2 separate regions of the Homo sapiens genome follow, and region 1 is linked to region 2. Evidence: chromatin loops called from intact Hi-C (ENCODE). Cell type or tissue: B cell. All regions are shown on one strand. Each heading gives the region's core, and the rest is flanking DNA. Links, peaks and the distances in the headings are about the cores only. Region 1 holds the start of EGFL7 (EGF like domain multiple 7). Region 2 holds the start of DIPK1B (divergent protein kinase domain 1B).

The links. Hi-C counts contacts between places; a loop is a spot of excess contacts. Peaks named below come from ENCODE experiments on the same cell type or tissue, not always from the same donor. Only the 100,000 strongest peaks of a DNase experiment are listed, where the experiment ranks them.
Region 1: a loop joins it to region 2, with 2.8 times the contacts of the local background. A loop is called at or near these places in 13 of 110 quality-filtered maps.

What each region holds. Positions count from the first base shown.
Region 1 is chr9:136,654,669-136,669,700 of GRCh38, forward strand. EGFL7 (EGF like domain multiple 7) reads left to right here and starts at 8,248. Exons shown (of 11, transcript NM_016215.5): 1 at 8,248-8,440; 2 at 8,740-8,955; 3 at 10,024-10,117; 4 at 13,573-13,694; 5 at 13,889-14,005; 6 at 14,938-15,032. The coding sequence starts at 13,615. LNCEGFL7OS (lncRNA EGFL7 opposite strand) reads right to left here and starts at 5,753. Exons shown (of 2, transcript NR_135132.1): 1 at 5,653-5,753. RefSeq lists enhancers at 434-1,058, 14,765-15,032. In B cell, for the core only: a CTCF peak has its summit at 10,806 (motif pointing left); DNase peaks (open chromatin) are centred at 10,713, 11,383, 12,023, 13,630 and 2 weaker places; H3K4me3 peaks cover 458 bases; H3K27me3 peaks cover 5,290 bases.
Region 2 is chr9:136,704,434-136,719,465 of GRCh38, forward strand. DIPK1B (divergent protein kinase domain 1B) reads left to right here and starts at 8,139. Exons shown (of 5, transcript NM_152421.4): 1 at 8,139-8,295; 2 at 13,144-13,278. The coding sequence starts at 8,233. It overlaps LOC124900276 (cuticle collagen 2-like), which reads right to left. Exons shown (of 5, transcript XM_047424334.1): 5 at 12,849-15,032. The coding sequence ends at 14,907. RefSeq lists enhancers at 8,802-9,726, 9,867-9,996, 15,007-15,032. In B cell, for the core only: no CTCF peak of the experiment used is centred there; DNase peaks (open chromatin) are centred at 7,648 and 8,785; H3K4me3 peaks cover 1,356 bases; H3K27ac peaks cover 544 bases; H3K27me3 peaks cover 3,924 bases.

The DNA of each region.
Region 1 (15,032 bases), core at 6,996-14,995, 46 kb before region 2:
GCCAAGATCGCACCACCGCGCTCCAGCCTGGGAGACAGAGAGAGACTCCGTCACAAAAAAAAAAAAAAAAAAAAAAATCCCTGCTGCTGGAGTGGTTGGGGGAGCCGGCTGGGGGTGCAGACTGTGGTGCCACTGTGGCCGCCGCCATCATTGTCACCATCATCAGCATCACCATCATCAGCTGCCATCCCTGAACCCTCAGGCTTTGCTGGTGGCTGGGAGGGAGGCCGAGGCTGGCATGGCCTGCTGCCCTGACCTGCTTCCTGAACGCTCCGGCCACCCAGGCCTGCGTGGAGTAGGGTCCACGGGCAGACAGATGGGCAGGCCCCTTAGGCAGAGCAGCCCTCCCCATCCCGGCAGTGTGGGGGTCTGCCGGGCAGCCTGAGAGAGGAGTTTCCAGTCATTGCCCAGGCAGGGGTGGCTCAGGAAGCTGCAGTCCCCCCCAAGAGGCCTGATGGTGCTGGGCGGGTTTGCAGCATCCCGGCTGAGAGTCCAGTTGGTGTCACCTGGGCCAGGATGGTGGCCAGTGGCAGCAGCAAGGATATAGGCATGGGGGTGTCCTGCCTGATGCAGAGTCATGGCCAGGGCCTGGGGAGGGACCTGCCCCGTGTCCCCTCCCTGCCTGGGGAAGGGCCCGGACCACCTTCACACAGTCACCCTAGGGCACTAGTGGGGAGTGAAGGAGCCGCCCCCCAGAGCAGGACAGGGAGCTGGTGTGGAGACATGCAGGACAGGGCGCTAGGATGCAGGGGTGCAGGGTGCTGGTGTGGAGAGATGCAGGACAGGGTGCTGGGGTGGAGACTGCAAGGTGCTAAGGTGGGGACGCACACCTGGCAGGGCTGGAGGGAGCACGGGCTGGTGGCAGCCTTGCCTCTCAGGCTGCTCCGGGCCAGGGTGACTTGGGAAAGCCAGGCTCGAGAGGTGAGGCGTTGCCTGGGGTCACACGGCTGGCAGGAATGGCCAGGGCTGGCTGCAGGGGCCCGCACTGCCCTCCCGCCTCCACCAGAACCCGCTATGTTTATTCAGGGACGTGAGGGGGTGCCCAGGTCCAGCAGGTGTTAAGCCGAGCAAAGCCTGCAGCCCCAACGAGACAGCCACGGGAGCTCGGCACCCTCAGTCCCCCAGACAGGGCTCTTCCCCTCTTTGGGCCTCAGTTTACCCATAGGTGAAAGGAGGGCACAGTTAGATGGTCCCTAAGGCCCCAGGGACCCAGGCCAGCCTTGCCCTCCCCCCAGCCCCAGCAGTAGGGCATCTGAGCCTTTCATCAGGAAAAGGAGACTAAATTTATGCCTCAGGCCCCCTCTGCGCTTGGCGGGGCAGAGGTCAGGCTTCCGGCAGCCCCCACCCCTTGACGCAGTTCCCCTTCCCCTCTGGGGGGCTCTGGGGGGGCTCTATTGTTCTCGAGGGCTGGTTCCCAATCTCCCCGAACACTCACTTCCTGTTTCCTGGCTGAGAGGAAACAGAGATTCCTGACCAGGCAGATGCCTTTTTTTCCCTTTCTCTCTTTACATTTTTTAAGGGTATTAAATAATAGTGATAATATGACGGCAGCCTTGGTGCTGAGGAGTGTGGACTCGGGGACTGGAGGAAGCCCAGGGCCACCTGCATGGGGCTCTGTTGACCCTCCTTCGAGAATCTGCTGGAAGCTATGGACCCCTCCTCCCTCCCCACCAGGGAAGGGCCCAGGCATAAACTGTGTGCACTGTGACTGGGAACAGGGAGACCCCGGCACCCTCCCCAGGACTCCCAAGACCCTCCACGCCCTGATCTGACACGTGGGGAAACTGAGGCAGACAAGCTTTCAGGGCACCTATGGTCCCTGACCCTACCGGAGCTCTATGACAACCCCGCAAGAGAGACAGGGATGAAGCCTCCAGGGAGGGACCCTCACACCCTTCCCAGAAGCCCACAGACCCCAGACACACGGGCATCCCCAGGGGAGGGGCCCCCCACCACTGTGCCTTGCGGAGACTGGGGTCCCTGTGGCTCTGGGTTCCAGTCCAGCCCTGCCGGGGAAGGCCCTGGGAGCTTGAGCAGCCACTCCCATGGGGCCTCAGTTTCCTCATCTGTAGATGGGGTCAGATCATTGCCTCCACTTCGCAGGGCCAGGGCAACGGCCCCAGGAGGAGACACCCGAACGCAGCACCTGCTCACAGGCGTACACCGTCTCTCCCGCTATTTTCTCCCCTAAAAGCTTGGAGCGCCTGGTCCCCAGCTCTCCCCACACGGGCAGGCGGGGAGAGGACAGGGCGGCCCCCAGATCTCCCCAGGCGGGCAGGTGGGGAGAGGACAGGGCGGCTCCAGCTGGGGGCCGGGCTGCTGAACTGCCGCCACCTCAACTGGCTGCCCCACAGGCCCTGAGCTCTCGGGAACTTCTCCTTCCGTCGCGGGAGATGAAGTGCTTTTTCCTCTTGACGTTAACGGCTGCCCCATCTGTCGGGCCTGGGCAAATCACAGCCCACCGAGTGGGACTTCTGTGCCATGTACTGGCGCCAGGCGTGAGGGCAGCCTCAGGGGGCCGGCAAGTCCCCCTTCCTCAGCCCCATGGGAACCTCAGCAGGGGTGGGAAGCAGTCTCCAGGGCCTGCAGGAGCGGGATCCCAGAAGCTGGACACTGGGACCAGCCCCGTTCGTGGCGCTGAGGACCCCGAAGGGACACGCGAGGCCCTGGCAGCTGCATTGGGTGGGGACTCTGAACTCACTCGAGGGTCACATGACCCTCCTTCAAGAATCTGCTGGAAGCTACGGACCCCTCCTTCCTCCCTCCTGGGAAGGACCCAGGCACAAACTGTCTGCCCCATGACTGGGAACTGGAGACCCCGGGACCCTCCCCAGGGCTCCGAAGACCCTCCATGCCCTGGTCTGACACGAGGGGAAACTGAGGCAGAGAAGCCTTCAGGGCACCCATGGTCCCTGACTCTACTGGAGCTCTATGACAACCCCGCAAGAGAGACAGGGATGAAGCCTCCAGGGAGGGACCCCCCACACCCTTCCCAGAAGCCCACAGACCCCAGAAGCACAGGCATCCCCAGGGGAGGGGTGCCCCACACACTAGGGGCTCCATCTGGGGCTCACGCTGCTCCACAAGGCTTTCTCAAGTCAGACCACCAGTGCCCACCTCGTGAGCTGCCAGGCAGCACCCAGTGTCCATCTGGGGACCCCTCTCCCAGGCTCACTCCACAGTGGAGGCCTCTTCTCTCTCCTCCCCTCCAGACTCCCTGGGTGCTGCTGGGGACATCCACGGAGCCTGCAGCACACAGCCCCCTGAGCCCACACTGCGCTCTCACCCCAGCCAGGTGTCTCCCCTGTGAAGCAAGTCTCTCCCTAGGGACGGATTCTGCCGTTTAAAAAATAAGATTTTCTTCACCTTCCTACATGAACAAAAATAACAATACAGCAATACCACTGCAAAATCATCAGAATGGCTAAAATGAAAAAGACAGACAACAGCAAGTGCTGACAAGGGTGTGGGGCGGCCAAATGCTCCTGCACTGCTGGCAGGGGACCTGAGAACTGCAGGGCATTCCCTGGCTTCCTGCCCCTCCTGGGACTGGGGACCCCCCAGGGACAGCCTAAGGGAACTGCATTTATCTTCACGTCTGCCAAAAGATAACACGAAGATGTTCAAAGCTAAGCCCCCAGGCTGGTAAGAGCTCCAAGGCACCAGCAGTGTGTGCAGAACTGGGGGGAGTCTGTTCTCCCAGGGATGCTCCCATCACCTGCTGCCAGCAGTGGGGCATGCCGGTCCCCTGGGGTGTGGCCAAGGGGCTGTGTCTCCTGCCCGGGCTGCCGGCCCCTCTCAGGTTCACTTTCCCATCTCTAAGCCCACGTCTCGCTGCAGTTCAAGTTTGCCAGGCCACCAACGGGTGACACGCCCGGCGCAGTGGGGGACTCCGCACTTTCTGCGCACCTGCTCCAAGTCACCTCTTCCAGGTCCGGGTCCCTGCCCTGTGGAGCGCGCACCCGGGCAGGGGCATGGAGCACCGGCAGGACTGGACTTTGTGCTGAGTGTGGTGGCGCCTTAGGAGGAGGTCACACAACCCGATGTGTCCCTCCGCGAAACTCCCTGAGCACTGGGTGTGAAGGGCAGCGGCGCCCAGCAAGGCCGAGGAGGGGCGACTGTTATCCAGGCAGGAAGCGGGGTGGACCGGACCAGGGTAGGGGCAATGTCAGGAGAAGGGGACACTCAGATGCAAAGCCGGTGGGGACCTGCCAAGAAGCCAGCCCACAAGGCCATGGACTCCTCCACGCCATCAGCTGGAGCAGTGGGCAGCCCCAGGAAGGGAGACGGGAGCGGCCAGGGGAAGGGCGAGGGGTCCCCCGGGCGACCCCCGAGGCTCAGGCGCCCGGACTCCAGTCCTGGGCCTCCGTTTTCCACCCTTGAACAAGCGGCTTCCACCTGTGAGCCAGCTGCCTCCTCTGAAAATGGAAGCCCCTCAACTCAGAGGGTGTCGCTCTGGGACGTGGGTCAGGGGCCGGAGCAGGCAGGGAGAGGTGAGAGGAAAGGCTGGGGACCCTCACTTCTCCCTGCCCAAACCCTCGCTCGGGAGCAGACGGCTCCTCTGCCCGCAGGCACCCCTGCCTGGCAGCTCCCTCCAGCCCCCGTCGGGTCCGGGACGTCCTCTGATGGGAAGGTTCCACCACATCCGTGGCTGACAGAGCCAGCCCGTCCGAGGCCGGGGGGCGCTCGGGGTAAACAGGAAGCCCCATCCCTCCCGCACTCTGCTTCACTCCCTCCTCCTGCACCTCCTGCAGCCCGGCTCCCGCGGCCGCGCCTGGTGCCCCTCTGTCTCGCGCCACCTGAGATGCCCAGGCTGGCCTCTGCCAGGGGCTTAGTCTGCCCTCTCCTGGGGCTTCAGAGGCCAAAAGCACCCTGGTGAGGGGTCCGGGAGGCCCGGGAGGGCCCGGGGGGCTCTGCCAGGCCCCTCCACGCCTCTCTGCCCAGCCAGCACGCTCTGGGAAGGTAAGGCAGCCCTTCCCCTTATAACTAACCTCAGAACATTCCCAGGTGGCTGGAAGGCCACTGGACAACATGGCCCTGCTGACAAGAGAGACAATGGGGAAACTGAGGCCTGTGTGGGGCACAAAGCTGGGACCAGAGCTCCAGCTTCCTGCCCCTGCCGGGCCTCCACCTCTGACACCACCCCAGGCAGGGTGAAGCCCTGGGCTCCAGACCTTCCAGTGCCCAGATGAGGACAGGCGCAGGCCTTGGGGTGGCCACACTCTCCCACCAGGTCTCCCCCTCTGTGCTGGGCCCCTGAGGTGAGGGGAGGAGGCCAGGCGTGGGGCCCGGCCTGGCTTCTGTGGGGCTGGAGCCTGGGCAGGAGGCACTGCTGACTCCCAAAATGATTCCCTGCTGAAGGTCTGTGCCATGATCCCAAACACACACCACCAGAGCGGCCAGGGCAGGGAAGGGGGCACCTCCAAGGACCGGAGGGTGAGGGAGGGGCCCGCCTGCCCCTTGCTGAGCCCCTGGGCCTTGGGCACAGAGTGTGCTCCACCCATACCAGAACCCGGGGGCAGCCCCAACCCCCTGGACCCCCAGTACCCTCTGGCGTCCAAGAACCCATGTCTGTCCCCTGCCAACCCCCCGCCCCTCCTGTCCCCGCTGGGCCCCCGACATTAGGGCAAGGCCGCAGCCCACCTCCTGTACCTGCCTCTGAGGCTCCAGGAGCCCAAGAGAGTGGAGTGCCCCTCCTGTGGTGGCTCCAGGCTATGGGATAGGGCAAAGCTGGCACTCTGGGCCTGAGCCCAGGCCTCCTTCCCTTGGGGAGGGTCTAGTCTTGGCCTGGGGAGGGGCTGGGGGCAGGGCAGAGCTTATCAGGAGGGGGTTGCAGTGAAGAACAAGTTGGCAGCAGGCGGTGCCCAGCCCCCCAGGCTGTCACCCAGGAGTCCAGTGCCAGGAGGACAGCCTGGGGAGGACGCAGACTCTGCCCTCGCCCCTTGCCTGTAAGCACAGCAGTCAGTTCACCGGGAAGGCCCCCAGCGGGCCAAGCCTTAGCAACTCGTGCACTCGGCTACTTAGCTATTCCTGCCCCGAGCTGTCCCCTGGCCGGATAGGTCTGATGACAGGGGCTGCTCCAGGTTGGGACATAGGACAAGCTGGGGTGGGGGACATGGGGCTCCCCAAGAAGAGGAAGGAAGGGTGAGGCAGCCTCCTGTGCCGAGCATCCCAGCCCTGTCCGGCCTCCAGGCTCACCTGGGCCGGTCACTTCTCCCTCTGGGCCTCAGTTTCCCCCTCTGTACACAGAAAGGGCTGGATCTAGCCCACCCCATGCTTGTGGGTCCTTCCACCAGGAGGCCAGGGCAGATCCAGGGGCATGCAGGTGGGGGAGGAGGGGGCAGGCCGCAGGGATGCAGGCAGAGGGCAAGAGGGCACCTCCTGGGATGGGGGCACAAGCCTACTGGGCCCCTATACGGTGGAGTAGCTAAGTAGCCGAGTGCACGAGTTGCTAAGGCTTGGCCCGCTGGGGGCCTTCCCGGTGAACTGACTGCTGTGCTTACAGCCAGGGGCGAGGGCAGAGTCTGGGTCCTCCCCAGGCTGTCCTCCTGGCACTGGACTCCTGGGTGACAGCCTGGGGGACTGGGCCCGGCCTGCTGCCAACTTGTTCTTCACTGCAACCCCCTCCTGACAGCTGGAGGGACAGGCTGGCCAGGGCAGGATGAGCCCCTGGGTGGGAGAGCCAGGGGGCCGAGGGAGGCACAGGGCGGCTGAGGGTGCAGCCAGTAGGGTAAGGGCCAGATCCCAGGGTGGCCTAGTGTGGAGGAGGTGGGGAAATGGGGTTCTGCCTATCTGCTCCAACCTCAGGGCAGGGGCCACCTCTGGAAAGAGGCCCCTCCCGCTCAGACCAGCGGTGCCTGGGTGCCAGGAGCGCCCCCTTAAACCAGCTCAGTGACCATGAAGCAGGTGCAGAAACAGGCCCGGAGAAGAGTGAGGTCCTGCCTGGCTGAGGCCCTGAGCCCTGACCACAGCCTGGCGCCCAGAGCAGACCCTTCCCCTGGCCGTGGGTAGAGGGGAGCTGGTTCCTGCTTGAGGGGGAGGCGCATCGCGTGTGGGTGAGGTTTCCACCTGCCCTCCAAAGTCCCGTGGGGAATTTCCCCAGCTGCCCCAGCCTCCCTTGGCTCAAGTTGCCCAGCTGAGTGGGGCTGGAGAGGTGGGGGCACACTGACCGCCCAGGGCCAGGGAAATGGGGGTGTCCCAGGCATCAGGCCGACAGGGGCTGACCCCAAAGCAGGGCTCACACCCCACGGACAGCGGGGTTGGGAGAGGCCCTGCTCTCCTGGGGTTCCAGGCGTGCCCTCCAAAGCCACCCAGCTCCCTTCGGCACCGTGTCCCCTCCCACCCAGCCCACCTTTGCCACAGTGGCTCGCTCGGCCTGAGGCTCCCACTGCCGTGTGAACAGGGAAGATGAGGGTCAGACCTGGAGGCTGGGACGCCGGGAATCTGACAGAGCACCCCCTGTGATCACCCACAGTGTCCCGCATCCCTCCCCACACCCCCGGCCGCAGCCTGCTGCCAGCCCAGAGCACCCCTGTGAAGTGGGGCTGAGGGCATTGGGCCTGCTTGCCCATCTCCAGGGCAGGGGCTCACAGCCTCACTGGCAGCTCTTTTAGGGGAGAGAGCTTGGACTCCATGCTTGTCCCCTCCCGTCACCCCCTCACCATGGGCCTCAGGGACCCACGGAACAGGCTGTTCTCGGACCGCTCAGCCTGTCTTGCCACCCCAGTCCCTTCCTGCCGGGCCTCGCCACTCGCCATCCCTCACTGGTCAAGGCTCCTGTGTGGCTGGTCCCTGCCTTGGCCTGGGGCCCCTCCAAGCTCCCGTGCTGTGTCACACACATCTGGGGGTGTCCTGGGGGAGGGCCCAGCATCCTTGGCCCAAAGATGCAGCAGCTCCCTTCTGTCCAGCCACACGTGAGCATGGCCTGTGAACCCACGGTCCTGGGAGGGCCCTGGGCTTGCGTCCTCCACCCCACACTCTCCCCAGGGTCTCCAGCAGGGTCCAGCCCTGGTTTCTGGCTGTTTTGGGGCTAGACTCTGATGGCCCAGGGGACGGCTTCCCCACCCCTGGGCAGTTTGTCCAGGCCCCCTCACACGGTGGCCCCCACCCCCCTCAGCCTCCTGTTTGTCCGACGACACGTCCCCGTTATCAGCGGAGAACACACACAGGAAGTCCGGCTGGGAAGGGCCCATCCCAATCCCGATTACCCAGGACGGAGCATAAAAAGCCGCCCTTCCTCGCCCGGGGGGAGCCTCCCTGCACCAAGCTGGCCCTGCACGGCTGCAAGGGAGGCTCCTGTGGACAGGCCAGGCAGGTGGGCCTCAGGAGGTGCCTCCAGGCGGCCAGTGGGCCTGAGGCCCCAGCAAGGGCTAGGGTCCATCTCCAGTCCCAGGACACAGCAGCGGCCACCATGGCCACGCCTGGGCTCCAGCAGCATCAGGTATGGCAGGGGTGGCCTCGGAGGGGCAGGGAGCGGACAGGGCGGGCCCCCCATTCCCCTCACTCCCGCTGACCGTGGCGCCTGCTGGCTGCTCCGCAATCTGCTCCCCAGCGAGGTCACAGGGGAGGGGTCCCAGTCTCCTCCCCTTCTGCACAGAGGAGGCCACTGAGGCCCCTTGGCCAAACGCCTGCTAGTGGGTGGCCCAGCGTAGATCCCAATCCAGTCTGCTGACTCCAACACTTCACCCCCAGTCGCCCTTCCCCTGAACCCCACCCTCTGGCCTTTCTCTCCCTCCGCAGAGCAGCCCCTGTGGTTGGCAGCAAAGTTCAGCTTGGCTGGGCCCGCTGTGAGGGGCTTCGCGCTACGCCCTGCGGTGTCCCGAGGGCTGAGGTCTCCTCATCTTCTCCCTAGCAGTGGATGAGCAACCCAACGGGGGCCCGGGGAGGGGAACTGGCCCCGAGGGAGAGGAACCCCAAAGCCACATCTGTAGCCAGGATGAGCAGTGTGAATCCAGGGTGCGGGACGTGGGGCTCGGGCTTAGGGATGACTTGCTGGGTGCGGTGGGCAAATGGGTGACTCTGTGGGCCCCCCTTGGACCCTGGAGACGCCCTTGTTCTCCCTCTCCCCAGCCTCATGCAGAGTGGCTGAAGCCCCATCCCAAAGCCCCCAAAACCACAGTGGGTCCTAGAAGGCCCCACTTTTTGTCTCATACGTCCACACCAAGAAGCCTGTCTGAGAACCCCCACTTTCCAAATGGTGCCTAGCCAGGATGGGGGCAGCGAGGGCTGAGTCGGGGCAGCCCTGGAGCTGCCCTTTCTGCTCCATCGCCTCTTCCAGACTCAGGCAGGAGAGGTGGGGAGGCAGGTCAAAGGGTTAAGTGACCGCAGATCCAGAGATGAGGCCAGGGGCAGGGGACAGGGAGGGTGGCGGTGGCTCTCCCACCCAGAGGCCCCCTAGGCCCCACTCTGAACACTTCACTGCTGGGGGCTAGGTAAGAGCTGCCCTGCGTGGGCTCAGGGCGCCAGGAGGCCTAGGACTCCCCAGTCAGATGAGGAACGCCCCCTGACAGCAGCTGCTCTGGTCGTCCCTTGGACCACGTGCCAGGGGCTTCCAGGGCCCCTGGTCCAGAGCAGTGGCCACTGGATTGCAGGGTGGGGCGGCCTCATTTTGGGGACTCCTCTCCAGGGACCTGGGCCCCTCCCTTCCTCCAGCTCCCATGCACCAAGGTAGGACCAAGCTGGTGGCCCTCTCGGACCCATCTGCAGGCCCCTTGCCCAGCACCCTGGGTTACATGGAGAGACCTCCAGCTCCACTCACAGCAGCCTCCCATCCCCATGCCAGGGAGTCCAGGGCTGGAGGCAATAACCCCATTTTACTGAGGCCAGGGGCTGCGGATCCGAGAGGACAATCAGCTCAGGACAGGATGGGGTCGGGGTAGGTGCAGGACAGGGGCCTGTAGGCCTAGTGCAGGCGGAGGTCCCACAGCAGCACCGAAAGCTGGTCCCGGGCCCCTTCCCAGCCCCCAGACATCAGGGTGACCAGGACTGTGCATAGGCACTAACCCACAACTCCTCTCCAACCAGCAGCCCCCAGGACCGGGGAGGCACAGGTGGCCCCCACCACCCGGAGGAGCAGCTCCTGCCCCTGTCCGGGGGATGACTGATTCTCCTCCGCCAGGTGAGTCCCAGCAAACCCCTTGCTCCGAGGGAACACTTCTCACACCGGCGCCCACGCGGGTTATGACACAGGGCGCTGGCTCCGGCTGGGGTCTGAGGGGCTGCTGAATTGGGCTGGCCCGAGCCCCACGTGCCGCGCCCGCAGTAACAGCTGTAACAATTGTTGTGTGGCCACGACCTCACCGTCACTAGATCCCAGGGCTGTTTAGCCCCATCTTATAAATTTGGAAATGGAGGCCTGGAGAAGAGAGGTGACCAGCCCAGGGACCTCTGGTGTGAGGAGACTCTCTGGGGGCCTGTGGATTCGCTGGGAGGAGTGTTCTGCGATGGCCCTGACTGTGCTGAACTCAGCAGTGACCCAGTGACCCCGGTGAGGGTGCCTGATGCCTGAGAGAGGGCCAGGTGGGGGCCGGCGCAGGGGCCCCCAACCTAACACGCTAAGGCTAGGAGGCAGGCCTGGGCTCTGCCATGTGGTCTCAGAGGAGATCTGGGTCTCTGGGCCTGCGGTGGGGACGGTCATGATGCCCACTGCCTGCGAGGCTGCAGGACCCAGCTCAGTGCTAACCTGCGCCGGGCGCCTACCGCGCGGCCCCCCAGCGGCTGAGATGGGCGTCCCGGGGTGGTTTTCAGCCTGGGGGGCTTGAAAGCTAGCAAAGGGCCCGCAGCCCCGTCAGTGTGGGCGCCCTGGGCGGCCTCTCCTGGCTCCTGGCGGCCGGGCTTGGTCGTGCGTCCCCAGCGACCGCGCAGCGAGCGCCCTGCCGCGGGGACTCGGGCCCCAGGATTCCCGGAGGGGGTGCTGGCGGGCCGCGGCTCAGAGGCGCGTTTGCGTCAGCCCCGGGTTCCAGCAGAGTCACTGCCCGCCCGGGGGCAGCTCGTCCGCCGCGGGGCCTCAGTTTCCCCGTCTGCGCAATGGGGGCGGGGCGGGGCCGCCAGGTGGGGCGGGGCCGGGGGCGGGGCGGGGCGGGGCTCGGGGCCCCCACGGCGCGGGCTCGGGCGGCAGTGGCGGCGGCGCGTGCGCGCCCCGGATCCGGCGGTGAGTGCGGAGCGAGCGGGGCGCGCCGGGGTCGGGGTCCGGTCGCCGCCCGGGCTGGGTCGAGGGCGGGACCCGCGGAGCCCCCGGGGGCGGGGAACCTGGCCGCGCGCGGAGCTGGGGGCGGCTCCGGGACGAGGCAGCGCGACCGCTGGGGCCGGGGGCGGAGCGGGCCGGGGCGCCCGCGGCTGGGTCGGGCCGGGCCGGGAGAATGGGCCCAGCGGCCCCGGGAACCGGCTCCCCCTGCCGGCGGCGGGCGGGCGGGCGGCGCGGCGGGGAGGGCCGGGGTCGCCGCGGCCCCTCGTCCGACCCGGCGCGACTCAGCGCCTCGGGGCCCAGCCTGTGCCGCCTGCTCCGCCCCCCGCGAACCCCGGAGCCAGCAGCGCGGCTGGGAGGGGGCGGCGGGCAGGTCCGTCTCGCTCCGCCTCTGCGCCCTCCCTCGTGGGCCCCGCGGTCCCCAGCCCTGCTCCCGCCGCGAGGGGTCCGCCAGTGCCTGCGGCGCAGCCAGGCCCCTCCCTCTGCGGACCCGGCCTCTCGCGGGTGGGGGCTGCGGGGCTGCTGCCGGGCAGGTGGGGAGGGAGCCCGTGGGCGCTGGGGGCACGGGGACCGGACTGCTGGTCCACCTGGCGCCGCCGCCCCCTCCCCGCCCGGCACCCCTGGGTCGAGGCCGTGGCCCCCCCCGGGGAAATGGGGCTTGCAGCACCGGCTCGGAGAGCACCACGGGCTTCCTCTGGCCTCGGGAAAACATGACTTTCAAAAATTGAGTCTCCACTTAGCACCGCTTCCTGTCCAGGCGACTCTCAGGAATTGTGGGGGGGAGCTGTGCCAATATGTGTGGGGGGCAATGAGGTCTGGGAGATTCGCCTACCCCCAGGCCCGCCCTGGCATCCCCCTGCCCACATCAAGCCGCCGGGCCGCTGCCCTACCTCTTCCTTCCCGGGTCCCACTCCCCAATGTCCCCCGACTTCGAGTCTTGCCTTGAGGTCGCACCAGACCCAGCCCCTAACAGTGTCCTTCATCCAGGGCCCATCCCCAGAGTTAATCTCCAGCCAGCTCTGCCCCCTCGACAAACTCCTGCCCAAAAACTGCTGTGATGCCCCCCCTGCCCCCAAGCTAAGTCCCCACCCCTCAGCTGCCCAGGGCAGCCTCTGCCTAGTTGGCAGCCTCTGCCCTGCCCTCCTCTCTCCAGCGCACAGAGGACTGGAGGCCCAGGAAGGACCCCCAGCCACCCTCCCCGCTGGGACCGGGTGATGCCTTGGCAGTGCCCGTGGGAAGCAGGTGTGGGATCGTGCTCCACACCCAGTGGGGCTGGCCAGCAGCGACTGAGGACAGTGTGACTATTTATAGGACTGGCTGTCAGAGCTGAGGAGGGGCCTCAGAGACCCTATTCTAGTGTGTGAGGAAACTGAATCCCAGAGAAGGGACAGCCTTACCCCAGCCTCTGCCCCGACCCGAAGCCTGGCCTTTCCCTGCGGAGGGCCCTGCAGTGCCTCGGAAGGAACCCACCCAGCCTTTGGGAAGCACCCGTGAGAGGCCCTGGGTGGGACCCTGCAGCATGGCAGGGGCTCGCCAGGTCTCCAGACCCCTGGCTGCGCATAGGACAGAATCCCCATCCCCGGCATTGCCACAGACCATTAATTCTGGGCTCTCATGCTCTCAGGAAGCCTCACCCGGGCCCCTGGCTCCTGCTGCACAGCCAGGAGGGGGTTGGATTCCGGTTCCGGTGACACTGTCGGGGGCTGCTCCTCACCCCCAGGTGTGCACCTGGCACAGCCACTGTCCCAGGATCCCTGGAGGCTGATTGCACACATATCCCAGCCTGGGAAGGACCCCCTCTAAAATGAAGGCCGCCCCTCTGGTGGTCTTAGAATGTGTGCACCCTCCGCACGGTTCCTGCTGGCTTGCAGCTGCTGGCCCACCTGCTGGGGCCGGTTCCACACTCAGATGAGAAATCAAATTCCAGAAGGGCTGAGGCCGGCAGGTCCCTGGTGGGGCTGGATCCCAGCTCTGCCCACGAACACCCCGTTTGCATAGACTGGGGTGCAAACTCACCCCTGCCCTGCTGTGAGGAGGGCCCTGGAACCAGGCAGGACAGGAGAAACGGCCACCCGTAGCTGGAGCCATCCTTCCCGGAGCCTCGGGCAGATGCCCAGCAGGATCCACTCGATTCCTGCACCAAGAGCTCTGGACAGCGTCACCCCCCCTGTGCCCCCAGGCTGTGGCCCCAGCTGTTTGTGCCTGGCGAGGGTCTGGCTAGCTGGAAGAGGGGGCCAGCGGAGGAGAGAGTGGGCGCCACCGTGGGGCTGTCCCACCGGTGGAGGCTCCAGCGGAGATGAGCTGGGCAGGCCTCGCGGAGCAAGTGCAAACTGCACCCGCGTCCTGGGGGCATCTGCGGGGAGACTTAGGGGTCATGCTTTGTGCCCCAGGCCACCCAGAGGAGAAGGCCACCCCGCCTGGAGGCACAGGCCATGAGGGGCTCTCAGGAGGTGCTGCTGATGTGGCTTCTGGTGTTGGCAGTGGGCGGCACAGAGCACGCCTACCGGCCCGGGTGAGCCAAGCCCTAGCCTGGGAGTGCTGGGGTGGGGGGACCGGGAGCCCTCAGCACCTCCTAGAGGCGGCCCTCAGCACCTGTCGGGGACTCCCTGGGGGCTCCTGCTGAGGGTCCTGCCCCGGCCACATGTTCCCATCATTCTTGGGTCCTGCTCTGGGACTCCTGGGCTGACCCCCTCTCCACCCCCGCAGCCGTAGGGTGTGTGCTGTCCGGGCTCACGGGGACCCTGTCTCCGAGTCGTTCGTGCAGCGTGTGTACCAGCCCTTCCTCACCACCTGCGACGGGCACCGGGCCTGCAGCACCTACCGGTGAGTGCCCCACCACACCGAGCTCACCCAGCCCCAGCCTCCCAAGTCGGCCACACATCAGCATGTCAGGGGCGAGGCGGGGGTGAATCCTGGGACCCAAGATGGGAAACTGAGGCCAGAGCCATGAGAGGGCTGCCTGAGATGGGCGACCCAGGGCGGCCGGAGCCAAGGGGTTCCACGATCACCTCCAGTGTCCTAATCCTTGCTCTTGCCCCGACACGTCTCAAAGGACCGCACCTCTAAGAGCATCCCCATGTTTAGAGGGGTCACCCATCCTGTCTGCACCCCTCCACTTCCGGGGGACTAACCCCTCCCTACCCTGGCATCCCTGGCTGCAAGTTCCCATATACACAGAATGGTGCCTGACTCCCCTGGTCCCACTCCACTGGGCACCCCCCTCCACATGACGGCCCCCAGTGGGCACAGATGAGACCCTGAAATGTCCTGTATGCCCACACAAGGGGCACACACCCCTAAGTCTCAGAGTCCTCCTTCCTGGGTGTGGGAGCTCCACCCCCTGCTGGGGGAGGGGCCTGGGAATTCAGACTTCTGGAGGTTTAAGAAGGGCTCCGATGCCCAGGGCCCACACTCTGCCGTGACTCGCCGTAGGCCGGGCACACCCTCTCCTCTGGGCCTGGATGCCCCCACAGTAGGAGACCAGATAGGTGGGGGCACACACAGGCCTGGCCACTGCCTCTGCTCCATGCGGAGTGTGGCTGGGCCTTCCTGCTGTGGCTTGAGTCCCGGCCAGCACCGGAAGGCCCAGGCAGGGAAACGGCTGTGCAGTGACCCCTCAGTGCCATCCCTTGAGGAGAAGACCCTTGGGGGCATGCTGGGGTGACCCTGTGCACTCTGAGAGGGGACTCTAGATGCCCAGCAGGTGACTAAGGGGGAGTAGGATGCCCCTCTGAGCTGTCCCACCCACCCCACAGAACCATCTATAGGACCGCCTACCGCCGCAGCCCTGGGCTGGCCCCTGCCAGGCCTCGCTACGCGTGCTGCCCCGGCTGGAAGAGGACCAGCGGGC
Region 2 (15,032 bases), core at 3,299-11,298:
TCAGGAAACATCATCGTGGCAGAAGGTGAAGGGGACACAGGTGTGTCCTACGTGGCTGGAGCAGGAGGAAGAGGCACCACTGAATTTTATTTATTTATATTTATCTATTTATTTATTTTGAGATGAGTTTTGCTCTTGTCACCCAGGCTGGAGTGCAGTGACACGATCTTGACTCACTGCAACCCCTGCTTCCCAGGTTCAAGCGATTCTTCTGCCTCAGCCTCCCGAGTAGCTGGGACTACATGCACCTGCCACCATGCGTGGCTAATTTCTGTATTTTTGGTAGAGAAGGACTTTCACCATGGTGGCCAGGCTGGTCTGGAACTCCTGACCTCAGGTGATCTGCCCGCCTCGGCCTCCCAAAAGGCTGGGATTACAGGCGTGAGCCACCATGCCCTGCCCGGCTAGATTAAAGTTGTTTAAAGCAAAATAAGGAGCAGTCATTGCCTGAGGCCGTCTCTGTACTGGGAGTTCCCACTAACCAACAACAACTTTATTCAGTAGTTTGTTAACAGATAGCCAGGTTTCAACCAATCAATCACGGGCAGCCAACCAATCAGACCACACCCAAATAAGGCAAAGGTCTTGAGTTATTTCTTTTCTTTTTTTTTTCTTTTTCTTTTTTTTTTTTTTTTTTGAGACAGAGTCATGCTCTGTTGCTCAGGCTGGAGTGCAGTGGTGTGATCTCGGCTCACTGCAACCTCCGCCTCCTGGGTTCAAGCGATTCTCCTGCCTCAGCCTCCCGATTAGCTGGGATTACAGGTGCACACCACCATGCCCAGCTAATTTTTGTATTTTTAGTAAAGACGGGGTTTCACCATGTTGGCCAGGCTGGTCTTGAACTCCTGACCTCATGTGATCTGCCTGCCTCGGCCTCCCAAACTGCTGGGATTACAGGTGTGAGCCACGGTGCCTAGCCTGGCCTTGAGTTATTTCCGTACTTCACTTCCACATTCAGCCTGTAAAAGCCTGCTGCTCACACTGCTAAGACAGAGCTCCCAGAGCCTCTTCCACCTTTGAGTGCTGCCTGATTCATGCCTCCTTTAATGCTCAAATCAACTCTGTTACATCTATTTTGTCTAAAGTAGGAAGAATCCTCAAATAAGATTGCCACTGGGACACCAAGCTCGAGTTGGCCAAATGGTGCAAACTCCACAGATCCAGCTGAAAACAACATGGCAATGGCTACTAAGCCATGGGGCTCCCAAAACTGAAGTAGATGGGTCAGCTGTGAGAAGCTCACTGCCTGGTACGGAGCATTGGATGGATTGAAAATCATGGAACAGTCCCTGGCTGAGTCATGAGCCGTTGCCACGCTGCCTGAAAATAAACGCAGAACCTTGTTCATGGACTTCCTCCTTCCACCTCTCACCCCCCTCCACTTACGTTAGGAAGAAAGATGATTAGAGGTTCCCAGGCCGTGGGCACCATCCAAGTGTGCTGGAGAACTTGGAGGAGAAGAAGAACTCAAACTTTATGGCTCTGTCGGATATGAGTAGCCCACATCACTCTCCTGTTTGGACCAGTGGAAGGAAAAGTTCTCTGGATTCCGCTCACCGGATTTGTGCACGGTTTGAAATGGGGAGTGAAGGCTGATGTGATCTTGTGGGTGTGGCATTTTGGGCCAATTCGATGCCCTGTTTTTGATGCTTCTATGTGTGTGTTGCCGCGTAGGAGCTGTGTTTCATCCCCATACTTCCATCCTGTACGTGCCAGAGGGGACTCTCCCTATTGGCAAGCACTGAATGCAGAGAAGGGCCAGTGGGATGTGTGAATCTCTCTGCAACCCGCTTTCAGGGCGGGTACAGAATCCCAGAAGCGGTACAGAATCCCAGAGGGAAAAAGGCGCATCAGAGGTTTGATTGAGGGATTAAGGGCAGTAGGGGGACTAAGAGATGAAATATGGGGCTGGGCGTGGTGGCTCACGCCTGTAATCCCAGCACTTTGAGAGACTGAGGCCGGTAGATCACTTGACACCAGGAGTTAGAGACCAGCCTGGTCAACATGGTGAAACCCCGTCTCTACTAAAAATACAAAAAAATTAGCCAGGTGTGGTGGCGGGCACCTATAGTCCCAGCTATTCGGGAGGCTGAGGCATAAGAATCCCTTGAACCCATCACTTGAACCCGGGAGGTGGAGGTTGCAGTGAGCCGAGATCGTGCCACTGCACTCCAGCCTGGACAACAGGGTGAGAGTCTGCCTCAAAAAAATAAAGGCTGGTCGTGGTGGCTCAAGCTTCTAATCCCAGCACTTTGGGAAGCCGAGGCGGGTGAATCATCTGAGGTCAGGAGTTCAAGACCAGCCTGGCCAACATGGAGAAACCCAGTCTCTACTAAAACTACAAAAATTAGCTGGGCATAGTGGCGGGCCCCTATAGTTCCAGCTACTCGCGAGGCTGAGGCAGGAGAATCATGTGAACCCAGGAGGCAGAGGCTGCAGTGAGCCGAGATCACGCCACTGCACTCCAGCCTGGGTGACAATCACTGGGTGACACTCCGTGTCAAAAAAAAAAAAAAGAGATGAAATATGGCAACACAACATCCCTGAGTGGCCAGTGGAGCAGGTAAGAGCTGCTGGTGGCTGACAGTGGATTACCACCAACAGAAGTCAGCCATTGCTCCCAGAGCCCTAGCTGTCCTACACACTGTGACCATACCGAGCCCATCACGTGGGCTCCGGGTACTTGGTACACTGTCTTGGATCCTGCCAATGCCTTTTTGCCACACCACTGGCAGGGGAGGAGCAAGACCAGCTTGCATTCACATGGCCAGGTCTCCAATACACTTAGGTGTGTTCCCCGTACACGCCCCGCCACTGGCCACCTGTGGGCAGGTTAGGACTTCTGATGTCCACAGGTGCCATGATACAGATGATGTCCTGCAGGTTGGCAGCTCAGAAGCCTTGGGTCTCTAGAACTAGACAACTAGACGGGGGTACTCTCATACCTCCCTGTCCACAGAGGCAGGCAAAACATCAACAGCGTCCAGTGGCTGCCTCACCAGGTGGAGTTTCTTGGGATGAGGTAGGTGGAGGTGGGTCCACAGCACTCACTGCCTCAGCCAGTCAAGGAAAACCTGTTGTCTCTTTGCTCCCTCATCTCACCCAAAAGGACAACCCAGCACTTGATTGGACTGTGTGGGTGTTGGAGACAGGATGTGCTTCATTTGGGCATTCGACTTGGCTTCTTAAATTAGTGAATCCAGGTCGGGCGAGGTGGCTCACGCCGGTAATCCCAGAACTTTGGGAGGCCGAGGGGGGTGGACCACCTGAGGTCAGGAATTTGAGACCAGCCTGGCCAACATAGCAAAACCCTGTCTCTACTAAAAATATAAAAATTAGCCAGACGTGGTGGTGTGTGCCCGTAATCCCAGCTACTCGGGAGGCCGAGGCAGGAGAATCGCTTGCACCTGGGAGGTGGAGGTTGCAGTGAGCCGAGATCACACCACTACATTCCAGCCTGGGCAACAGAGTAAGACTTGGTATCAAAAAAATAATAATATAAATAAAATAAATTAGTGAACCCACAAATCAGCCTGCTTACGTCAGGGCCTGAACCAACAGGCTATTCCAGCTGCCGCCCCGTGAGCCACAGGCCACTCTCTCTCCCGCTGGGGCCTCACAGCCCTGTGATCCCTTTGAACGACAAGTCCCTGTGGCTGACGATCCCGTTATCTGGAAACTCCAGAGAAAGAAAACAGCCTCTGCCCAGATGTGCCCCTTGGGGTGGTGGATTCACTGACTCTCTGACACGACTACTAGGTTCACCCCTTGTTTTCAAAAAGCAAAATTAGCTTACAACGAGCTCTTGTCCCAGTGAACCACCTGACCACGGAGGCCTTGTGACTGGAGCCTGACAGTCCCATTCGGAGGGTTTTCAACTCAGACACAACCACCACAAGGAAGGAGGGCCCTAGAGCTTCTCTTTGCAAACAGAAGACTCTGTATTCAACAGCAGCGGGCGGGTCCCCGGTGATATGTCAGCTTCTCATCGGAAGTGGCAGCTCTCCCTTTGGGGGAAACTTGACGCGCCGCACTCCACCGTCTGAGGGAAAGCTCGTGGCTCTCCAGGGCCCTCGATCCACCAGGGCCCCCTAAACGGCTGCTCACCTGGTGTGCTCACCGGCTTGCTGTCAATAAATACGTGGGTAAATCTCTGTTCGAGGCTCTCAGCTCTGAAGGCTGTGAGACCCGATTTCCTATTTCACACCTCTATATTTCTCTGTGTGTGTCTTTAATTCCTCTAACGCCGCTCGGATAGGGTCTCCCTGACTGAGCTGGTCTCAGCACGTCTCTACTAAAAATACAAAAAAAGGCCAGGCGTGGTGGCTCACGCCTGTAATCCCAGCACTTTGGGAGGCCGAAGCGGGCGGATCACGAGGTCAGGAGATCGAGACCATCCTGGCTAACACAGTGAAACTCCGTCTCTACTAAAAATACAAAAAATTAGCTGGGCGCCGTGGCAGGCGCCTGTAGTCCCAGCTACTCGGGAGGCTGAGGCAGGAGAAAGGCGTGAACCCAGGAGGCGGAGCTTGCAGTGAGCTGAGATTGCCCCACTGCACTCCAACCTGGGCAACGGAGCGAGACTCTATCTCAAAAAAAAGGTCTGGGTGTGAGTAGGGGATGCCTGGGGAAGAGACGCAGTTATAGCAGTTGGAATGGGACATGCCAGTTTTGCAGCAGGGCAGGGAGAGCAATGGGCCCCCTGCTTGGGGAGGAAACTCCCAGGCCTCAGGACGAATGGGAAGGAAAGACAGGGCAGGAAGGTCCTCCACTTTCAGAATTGTCCCCGGAGCCTGCCCCGAAGGTGTGTGTGATCCTGTGTCTCTGCGTCTGTGTCTGTGCAGTGGACCTTTCGTTTACCTGTCGTTTGCCCTGGCCAGGGTTTGAGCTCAGGGCCTCAGGCCACGAAAGGCCCTAGAAACAGCAAGGCACGGCCCAGTTCCCGCCCCCACACCTGAGATACCAGTCAGCACCTCCCGGGTCCTCTGCCCCATTCATGTTCCAGGCAGGTGGATGTCACCCATTGGTGGCGTAGAAACAAGGGCCCCAAAACGAGAACTAGACCCATTCAAACTGAACTGGAACCCGGCCAGTGCCCATTCCATGAACACTTGATGGGCTAGTGGCCACGGACAGTGTGCAGGTTCTGGGCCAGGCCTGCAGATGCAAAGGAGAACGTGGTCACTGGTCCCTGCCTGGAGGGAGCACCGCGTCCCGCGGGCCCTGCTGGGAAATGCCTTTTTGGAAGATCTCGGGGACAGGGTCACCCAGGGCCGGCTATGCGCTCACCAGGCACTCCTCCCAGGGCGGGCCATCTCCCTCCTGGCAGCCTGGGAGTGGCACTGAGGCTGCGCTCATCCTTCTCATGGCCCACACCTTCCCCAGATCCTGACCCACGGATCACGCTCTCCTGCGCCCCTCCCCCAGGAAGCCCTCCTCGGGAGACCCTCCAGAACTTTCTTGGCCGCGGTCTTGGCCTGGCTCACATTGACGGAAGGTGTGGGCTCCTGCACCCTCCAGCTGAGCTCCCTGCAGGCCGGACCGACCACCACTGCCCTGCACCCACTCCCCCTGGCCCTGGGACAGCCCTCCTGCAGGAGGAGGACAGGCCATGCAGGGAAGCACATGCTCTCCCAGCTGTAAACATGGCAAGGCCTCCCTCCAGGCCGGGAGAAGCCTACGTGTTGGCCTCTTGGTGCTTGTGCTCTGTGTCCCACCCTCTCGTACTGCTCTTCCCTTTCTTGGGCTCCGGGACCCTCGCTGGCAGAGAGACAGTGCTTGGATCGAGGGAGAGAGGAAAGGTCACTTGGGGACATGGCAGTCCCTCTTCCCAGCCTGGGCTACGGCTACCTTGGGGGTCACTGAGACTGGGAGGGTCTGCCTGCTACTTTCTCCCACTGGCCCCTCTCCCCTTCCTCACGTTGCCTCCAGCCCTGTCCATCCAGGTCGCTGGCCTAGGCCACTGCCACACCCCCAGGCCCACCCCTCCTTTCTATACCTGGCATAGAACCCTGACCCCATTGCCCCCTGGCCTTGTCCCTCTCTGTTTAACTCCCTGCCATGCAATTCTGTGGGGAGGGGCTCATCCTTTCAACAGATGATGCCAGAAGGATTGGATGTCCATGTGCAAAAAATGCTAACAAAACCCCCAAGCCCCAAACTGAAAACCCTCTGATCCACACCCTGCACAATACACAAAAGTTAACTGGAATTGGGTCATTGACTTAAATATGAAGCCGAATACTATACAACTTCTAGAAGAAAGCACAGAAAACCTTTGTGACCTTCGGTTAGGCAAAAATTTCTTAGAGATGACACACTCAGAGCACGATCCGGGCTGGTGGCAGTGGCTCACTCACGCCCAGAATCCCAGAGCTTTGGGAAGCCAAGGTGGGAGGATCGCTTGAGCCCAAAAGTTCAAGACCAGCCTGGGCAACATGGCAAAACCCCATCTCTACAAAACATTAAAAAATTAGCCTGGTGTGGCCAGGCACGGTGGCTCATGCCTGTAATGCCAGCACTTTGGGAGGCCAAGCCAGGCGGATCATGAGGTCAGGAGTGATCCTGGCCAACATAGTGAAACCCCGTCTCTACTAAAAATACAAAAATTAGCCGGGCATGGTGGCTTGCACCTATAGTTCCAGCTACTTGGGAGGCTGAGGCAGGAGAATCTCTTGAACCTGGGTGGCGGAGGTTGCAGTGAGCTGAGATCGCGCCACTGAACTCCAGCCTGGGCTACAAGAGTGAAACTCCGTCAAAAAAAAAAAAAAAAAAAAGGAAAAGAAAAGAAAGAAACTGTTAAGAGAATGAAAAGAAAGCCACAGACTGGGAGAAAAATCTTTGCAAATCACATGTGTAATAATGGGCAGATATCCAGAAGATATAAAGAAGTCTCGGACCAGGCATGGTGACTCACGCCTGTAATCCCAGCACTTTAGGAGGCTGAGGCAGGTGGATCACTTGAGGCCAGGAGTTTGAGACCACTCCGGCCTGGGCAACATAGCAAGACTCCCTCTCAAAAAAAAAAAAAAAAAAAAGTCTTGGCTGGGCACCAGGTGACTCATGCCTGTAATCCCAGCACTTTGGGAGGCCAAGGCAGGATGATCCCTTGAGCCCAGGAGTTCGAGACCAGCCTGGGCAAAACACTGAGACCCAGTCTCATTCTAGATATTAAAAATTAAAACCAAAATGTAAATAAGTCTCAAAACTTAATAATAAAGAAACAACGTGATTTTTATTAATGGTCAAAAACTTGAATAGACTTTGGAGAAGATACACAGGTGGTAACTGAACACGCAGAAAGTGTGTTAAACACGCGAACCACAGCCCCAGCGAGACGCCACCACCAGGGAAATGGCTAAAATGTAAAAACCTGCCGATAGCAAGAGCCGCCCGGGATGCGGAGCAGCTGGAAGCGCCGGCGGCCGCGGGGAGGGAGCGAGTCTTGGCAGCTGCTGGCTGCGCCCCACATCCCTCACCGTCCAACTCAGCCCCCCCAGGTGTTTACCGAAGTGCAATGAAAGCTTCTGTTCACACGGAACCTGCCTATGGAGGCGGCAACGGCTCATCCCCGAGCACCCCACGCGGAGGCGAAGGAAGTGTCCTCCCGGCGAGTGGCCAAGGCGCGGGGTCTCAGCCAGGAGGGAAGGGTCGGACCCCGGGGCGGGCTGCAGGCTCGGCCAGCCCAGGGCTCCGCGCGTCTGACCCCATCCTGAGGACCCAGGGGAAGGACCAGCCCTGGCTCTGCGGCCTCGAACCGGGGGCGCGCGTGGGGAGCCCTGAACCCCGCAGCCTGCGTAGCGCACGGGGCCTCTCTCCAGCGTGGGAAGAGCCCCCGAGACGCCCAGGAGCCCGACAGGCGCGCCCCCGGCCCCGGCTCCGCCTCCCGGCCCATCCCGCGCGCCCCCAGCCCCTCCCGCAGCACCGTTGCATGAGGGGCGGGGTCTGCGGGTGGGCGGGGCCTCGGTGCCCGCCCCCTCCTCAGCCGAGCCGGGGGTCGAAGGCGGGCCGCGCGCCAAGCCCCGCCCCCGCGCGCCTCCGCCGCGACCCTCCCCCGCGCGCCCCCGCCGCGCCGCCGTCGGCCGACAGAAAGGCGCGCGCCCTCGCCTTTAACGCGGGCCCGGGGGCGCGCGGCCCGCATGGCGAGGGAGCGGCGGCCGCTGCGGGCCGGGCCGGGCCGGGGCTGAGGCCGAGCGAGCCGCGGGGCCCGCGCAGCCCCGGCCGGAGCCCACCATGCGGCGGCTGCGGCGCCTGGCGCACCTGGTGCTCTTCTGCCCCTTCTCCAAGCGCCTGCAGGTAAGCGCGGTGCGCGCCCGCCGCCCCCGGCCGCCTCTGCCTGGGGAGGCCGAGCTCCAGCCCCGGAGTGGGCCGAGTACGGAGCGGGGCCCCGGGTTCGGACACGAAGGGTTCATGAGCCCGGGGTGGGCAGCGGGGAGGGGGCGAGTGGCTCCGGAAGGACGGGACGCTGGGGGAGGGGCGGTGGCGGCGACAGGAGGGTCCGGGCGCGGGGATGCTGCGGCCTGGAGGCCCTCGCCCCGACCTGCAGGCGGTCCCTGCCCCCCAGGCCCAGAAACCACACCGAAGTCCTTTCTTCTTTTCTCCACTTAAAAAATGAGGTGTGTTATTCTGCGGTAGAAAACTTGGGACGCACAGAAACGCCCTGGCAAGGACATGACCTCCCCGCCCCCTGCCCCTTCATCCCATCAGCCAGCCGTAGCGCGGGGACCCTGCCCTGACCCCGGGATGACCTTGAACCACCGTCCCCTCCAGGGGCCTGGCCGGGTCCGCAGGGGAGGCCCGGGCCGCCTTGGGTTCCAGCTGCCAGGAGCCCTTTCACCTTCTGCTTTGGGGAGATGCAGGCCAGGCCCATCAGGCTCCAATCATCCGGGGCCCGGCCTCGGATGGGATGCCCTCCCAGACCCTCCAGGACCCCAGCCATCTGCCGGAGGCGCCAGTCCTGGTCAGATTTGCCTGTATCTCCCCGGCCCCCGCAGGGTGGTCCTGGGTCAGCAGGAGGAACCCTGCCTGCGTCCTGCCTGAGCTCAGGGCCTGGCTGGCCTCAGCTCCCCTTCTGGGAAGAGCGTATGGAACCTGGCAACCCACAGATTGCAGCGAGACCCTCTGTGCCCACTTGGGGCTTCAGGTTGTGGTGGTCCCGGCTCAGCCTTGGGGCAGGGTGAGAGCTAAGGGGTCTGAGGACCACCCCAGTCGCTGGGAGGTGGGGTGCACAGTGGTCCCCTCCCCCGAGGAAAGGCCTCGACCAGCAGCTGCAGAAGAGATGCTGATGCTTGGAGCTCCGCCCAGGAATGGCAGCAGAGGGGTGTTGGCTGCTCCCAGGGTGGCTGGCTCGGGGCCAGAGCCCTGGTGGGAGCCCAGCCTGCCCCTCTAGTGGCGAGGGCCTCAGTTTCCTGGCCTTGTGAACTGCTTTTCTGGGTTAGTGCTGTGGGGCTCCTGGCCCACGGTCTGAGCCTGCTGGGCTGAGGACCACTGTGCTGTTCCCATCCCCTGGGTGACCTTCCCTATCCTCCAAGTGGCTACACCGGGAGCTGGTCCCCACCTGCCCCTGCAAAGCCCCAGCCCAGGTCCTGGATGGTGGGGCCACCTCCACACTCAAGCTTTGCCCGTCCATCTGTGCCAGGCCCGGGAGCCAGGGTGGGCCAGGGAGCACTGTGGGGGCCTTGCAGAGCAGCTGCTTGGGACCCCAGGATCCACAGCAGGGTCAGGGATGGCAGCTGGGGAAGATCAAGACCTAGGGGAGAGCTGGGCAAGGTGGCTCCTGCCTGTAATGCCAGGCCTTAATGGGAGGGTCACTTGAAGCTGGGAGTTCGAGGCTGCAGTGAGCTGTGACTGGACCACTGCACTCCAGCCTGGGCAACACAGCAAGACCCTGTCTCAAAAGAACAACAACAACGAAAGAGCTGGGGGATGAACCAGAGCTGGCCAGGCGGAAATAGGCCCTGGCCCAAGCCCAGTCGGGGCTCTGGGGAGCAGAACTGGGTAAGTCCCTAGCTTGGTGTCACTGTCCCCAGCTGGGGTCAGCCCTAGGCCCGAGGCCAGCTGCAGCCTCCCTCCTCCTGGCTGTCCTCCGAGGCCCCGCCCATGCTGGGCCTCCCTGCATGGCCCTGCCTTGGGCACGTTCACCCCAGACGGAGCCATCCGACCTTATCCTGCCAGAACAACACCCACCCCCCATTGTTTCTCTGCTTTCCTGTTTTTCATCTTGAGCAAGTCTGCCGGAAACAGATTCAGTGCCCAGGACAAGTGGTCTGAGGGGGCGGAGACCAACCTGGGCCTGGAGGGCTCCCCACACCGGAGCCACGCCCTCTGCTCCAGGACCCCCAGGACCCCACTGCTACTGGAGGTCTGGGCCCTTCCCCAGCTGCTGGGGGTCCTCCCTCTGTAGCCCTGCCTGGGGCGGCCATCCGTGAGTGGATGCCGGGGAAGCAGGAGACCAGGGCCCACCCATCCTGAAAGAACCAGAAAAAACGACCTCAGCTGCCTGGGCTGTGCCTTGTCCTCGTTGAGGAGCTGGTGGCCCCATTTTAGGGAGGAGTCCCCTGCTCACGGCCTAAGCCGGGCTGCAGCCCACGACCTCTGATGGGGGCTCTGGCTTGGGCAGGTGGGGGTGTGGCCAGGCGCTGCCGGGAGGAGGATGTGCCCAGGGCAGCCTCTCCCTGGCCGCAGGTGGACAGGAGGCCACAGGGAGTGCTTGGAGCCAGCAGTGGGGCCTCTCTGAGGGGAAGCTGGCCCCCAAGCCTGGGCCCTTCACCCTTCAGCTGCAGGTCAGGGATGTCTGAACCCCTGTGTAGGGCAAGTCCCCTCTGCTGGCCAGTGCCTGAGAGGCCTGAAATTTGCTAGGGGGCTGGGGAGAGGGAAGGTGGCATGCAGCTGTCCCTGGCTGTCACCCTTGGAAGCCCAGCTTGGAGGCCTGCACCCTAGAGCCGGTGCCTGAGCCTCCTCAGGCCGGTAGGGAAACCAAGGCAGAGGGACTGAGGATGGCAGAGTGACCTGGAGCCCTCCCTAAAAGCCGGCTCCCAGACATCTGGGTCAGAGCTTTAGGCAGGGGCCAGGGGCTGCCTGCTTACTTTTTTTTTTTTTTTGAGACGGAGCCTCACTCTGTCGCCCAGGCTGGAGTGCAATGGCGCCATCTCAGCTCACCACAACCTCTGCCTCCCGGGTTCAAGCGATTCTCCTGCCTCAGTCTCCCAAGTAGCTGGGATTACAGGCATGCGCCACCATGCCTGGCTAATTTTGTATTTTTAGTAGGGATGGCGTTCCTCCCTGTTGGTCAGGCTGGTCTCCAACTCCCGACCTCAGGTGATCTGCCTGCCTCGGCCTCCCAAAGTTCTGGGATTACAGGGGTGAGCCACCACGCCCGACCTTAATTTTTAACTGCGGTAAGATACACATGGCATAAAGTGTATCATCTTAACCCTGTTTAAGGGCACAGTTTAGTGGTCACCTCCCTCTGTCCGCAGAGCTCTCCGCCTTCCCAAACTGAAGCTCTGTCTGCATCAAACGCACACTCCCAGTCCCTTCCCAGCCCGCGGCTCCCTCTACTCTCCTTCCTGTCTCTATGGTTTTGGCGACTCTGGGGACCTCGTGTAAGTGGGTCCTGCAGGATTTGTGCTTTGGTGACGGGCTCGTTTCACTGAGCCTCTTGTCCTGGGGCTCCTCCCTTCTGGGTGGACATCAGATCTCCTTCCTTCTCAGGACACAGTCACTCCGCAGTGTGGATAGGATAGACGCAGCTGCTCTTCCATCCCCCGGCTGTGAACTTAAGGACTGCCCACCCCTGGGCTGTTGTGAACATCGGTGTCTGAGTCTGTGTCTTTTTTTTTTTTTTTTTTTTTTGAGACAGGGTCTCGCTTTCTCACCCAGGCTGGAGTGTAGCGTGGGGTCACAGCTCACTGCAGCTTCAACCTCCCGGGTTCAATCAATCCTCCAGCCTCAGCCTCCCAAGTAGCTGGGACTACAGGCGTGAGTCACCATGTCCAGCTAATTTTTGTATTTTTAGTAGAGATGGGGTTTTGCCATGTTGCCCAGGCTGGTCTCGAACTCCTGAGCTCAAGCAAGCCACCCACCTCAGCCTCCCAAAGAGCTGGGATCACAGGGTGAGCCACCGCACCCAGCTAATTTTTGTATTTTTGTAGAGGCGGGGTTTCCCTATGTTGCCCAGGATGGTCTCAAACTCCTGGGCTCAAGCAATCTGCCCGCCTCAGCCTCCCCGAGTGCTGGGTTTACAGGGTGAGCCACCATGCCCGGCCCGCCTGCGTCTCTTAAAGGCTTCCAGGATGTGGCTGCGTTGGGCTCCTAGGGCCCCGTTCTCCAAACCTGGTTCTCCTTGTGGGTCTGGTCCGGCCGGAACTTCCCACCAATCTGCATTACGGTGGACGGTGGGAAAAATAGGGGCAGTGTCTCTCGCGGTGGGCGCGCTCACCTGGCCTTGTGCGGAGGTGACGATGTTATGAAATGAGATCAGGATAGGAAGGGTTTGTAAAAATATCTTCATTCGGCCAGGCACAGTGGCTCACACCTGTAATCCCAGCACTTTGGGAGGCCAAGGCAGGTAGATCACCTGAGGTCCGGAGTTCAAGACCAGCCTAGTCAACATGGTGAAACCCCGTCTCTACTAAAAATACAAAAATTAGCTGGTCGTGGTGGTGCATGCCTGTAGTCCCAGTTACTCGGGAGGCTGACGCAGGAGAATCACTTGAACCCGGGAGGCAGAGGTTGCAGTGAGCCGAGATCGCGCCACTGCACTCCAGCCTGGGCTACAGAGTAAGACTCCCTCTCAAAAAAAAAAAAAAAATTTCATTCAGCAGAGGAAAGAATCGGCCACCCTGTAGTCCCCTGGTTTTGACATTTATTTGTACCTGCCCATAACACTGAAAAGTCTGGGCAGCGCCTGCCCCCACCTCCGGCCCCTGCAGCCCCTGGTATGTGACCCTGGAGAGGCAGAGCCAGGAGTGGGTGTCGCTGAGCTGGGGGTGATTCTAGAAGACGGGGGTGCCAGGGGGCCAAGGGGATGGCAGGGGAAGGCTGGGGTGGATCCGGAGGCCCTTCCTGTGGGAAGTGGGGTTGAGAGCACCCTGAGCCTGGGTGCCCCGAGGGCACCTCCTCACGCAGCCCCTTCCCCCACAGGGCCGGCTCCCAGGCCTCAGGGTCCGCTGCATCTTCCTGGCCTGGCTGGGCGTCTTTGCAGGCAGCTGGCTGGTGTACGTGCACTACTCGTCCTACTCGGAGCGCTGTCGCGGCCATGTCTGCCAGGTGGTCATTGTAAGTGTTGCTTGTGCGGGCTGGGGACTGGGCCGTGCCCCCTGCTGCCCAAGATGCTGGGGCACCAGGCCCTGGAGACACCTTCCTCCCCAGACCCAGGGCCCACGAGGCACGTGGGTTTCTAGGTGGAATCTGCAAAGCTGCCTCAGGCTGGGTGTGGAGGACAGGGGTCCAGGGGAGGACGGGGGAGACGTGCGGGGCTGCCTCAGGCTGGGTGTGGAGGATGGGGGTCCAGAGGAGGATGGGGGAGACGTGGGGGCTGGGGGCAGAAGGCAGGGCAGACTCCAGAAATCTTTGGGAGGGAGGATGTTTAGCAGGAAGCCTGGGGTGGGCAGCTGGCCTCACTGCTCCGGGATAGAGACCCCCGTGTGGTGTCCTCACTGGATGGGATAGAGACCCCCGTGTGCTGGCCTCACTGGTCCAGGATAGCGACCCCCGTGTGCTGGCCTCACTGGCCTGGGATAGAGACCACCGTGTGCTGGCCTCACTGGTCCAGGATAGAGACCACTGTGTGCTGGCCTCACTGGTCCGGGATAGAGACCCCCGTGTGCTGGCCTCACTGGTCCGGGATAGAGACCCCCGTGTGCTGGCCTTAGTGGCCTCGCTAGCCCCCCTGGGACCAGGGGTCCCCTGAGGCAGGTGGCAGGGCAAGGTCCTCCACAGCCTCCACCTCAGGGAGATAGGGCTAAGTCCCCTGGCGTATGTGAGCATGTGTGTGTCTGGGAGCAAACGTGTCCACATGAGTGCACACCAAGGTGACCCCCTGCCCCTCTCCACACCCTGTGACTAGCTCAGAGGGGAGGTCATCCCAGCTCTGTCTTCCTGGCAAACCCTAGACTCGCCCAGAACTGGGCAGGTCCCCCACTGAATTTTGACCCCAGGCTGCCCGATGACCAGGGTTCCGATGCCTCCACTCCCCTTGGGGTCAGGCCTGGGCATAGAAGGATCTGGCCTGTAGCAGCGGCCACTGTGGGTTGTCATAGGGTGATTGGGTGCAGGGAGACCCCAGGTTCGGTGTCTCCTCCGTCAGATGGGGAGAGCACCTCTCCTGGCAACTGGGTGGTGGATGAAGCTAGCCGGGTGGGCCTGGGCAGGCCTGTGTCCCACAGAGCCATGTCTGACGGGGGCCACATGTGGAAAGGCCCAGATGTGGCAGTGGAGGACTGGGGTGTGGGGTCCGGAGCTAGGAGAGCTTCTGTGCCCAGGACTTGTTTGGAGCCCATGCCAGCCCAGGGGAGGCCTCCGGGCCCCTGGACCAGGCCTTGCTCACCCTTGAAGTCCAGGGGGCCTCTGAGCCCAGCAGGGCCGGAGGGTGGCACATGGGGCTCGTCCTGGGGCCATGGGTGGGGAAGGCTGTGCCCCGATCAGATGCACCCCTGGAGCTCCTAGAAGGACCAAGGAGGTGGAGGGGCCGGACCTCCGGGCCGGGATGTTGTGGGTGGGGGCGGGTGGGGGTGAGCAGAGGATTCACGTGGCCAGGCAGGTTCTGAGCACCTACTGGGTGCCGGGCCGCAAAGCAGGAGGAGGTGCCCCCACAAACAAGAGGAAGCTGCAGCGTCGGTTTCCCAGGGTGCCCTGGCCCTTTGCCCAGTGGGGGTTTCCCTGGCTGCTCAGAGCCTTCCCAGAGGTCAGGCCAAGCCCAGCTCTCCCGAAGCCACCCCAGGGGCCATGGAGACGTCCCCTCCTTCCCAGAGGAGGTTCCCTGCCCGGCCTCGTGGGGGCATTGGACGCCTCAGAGAGGCGCAGAGGCTGGC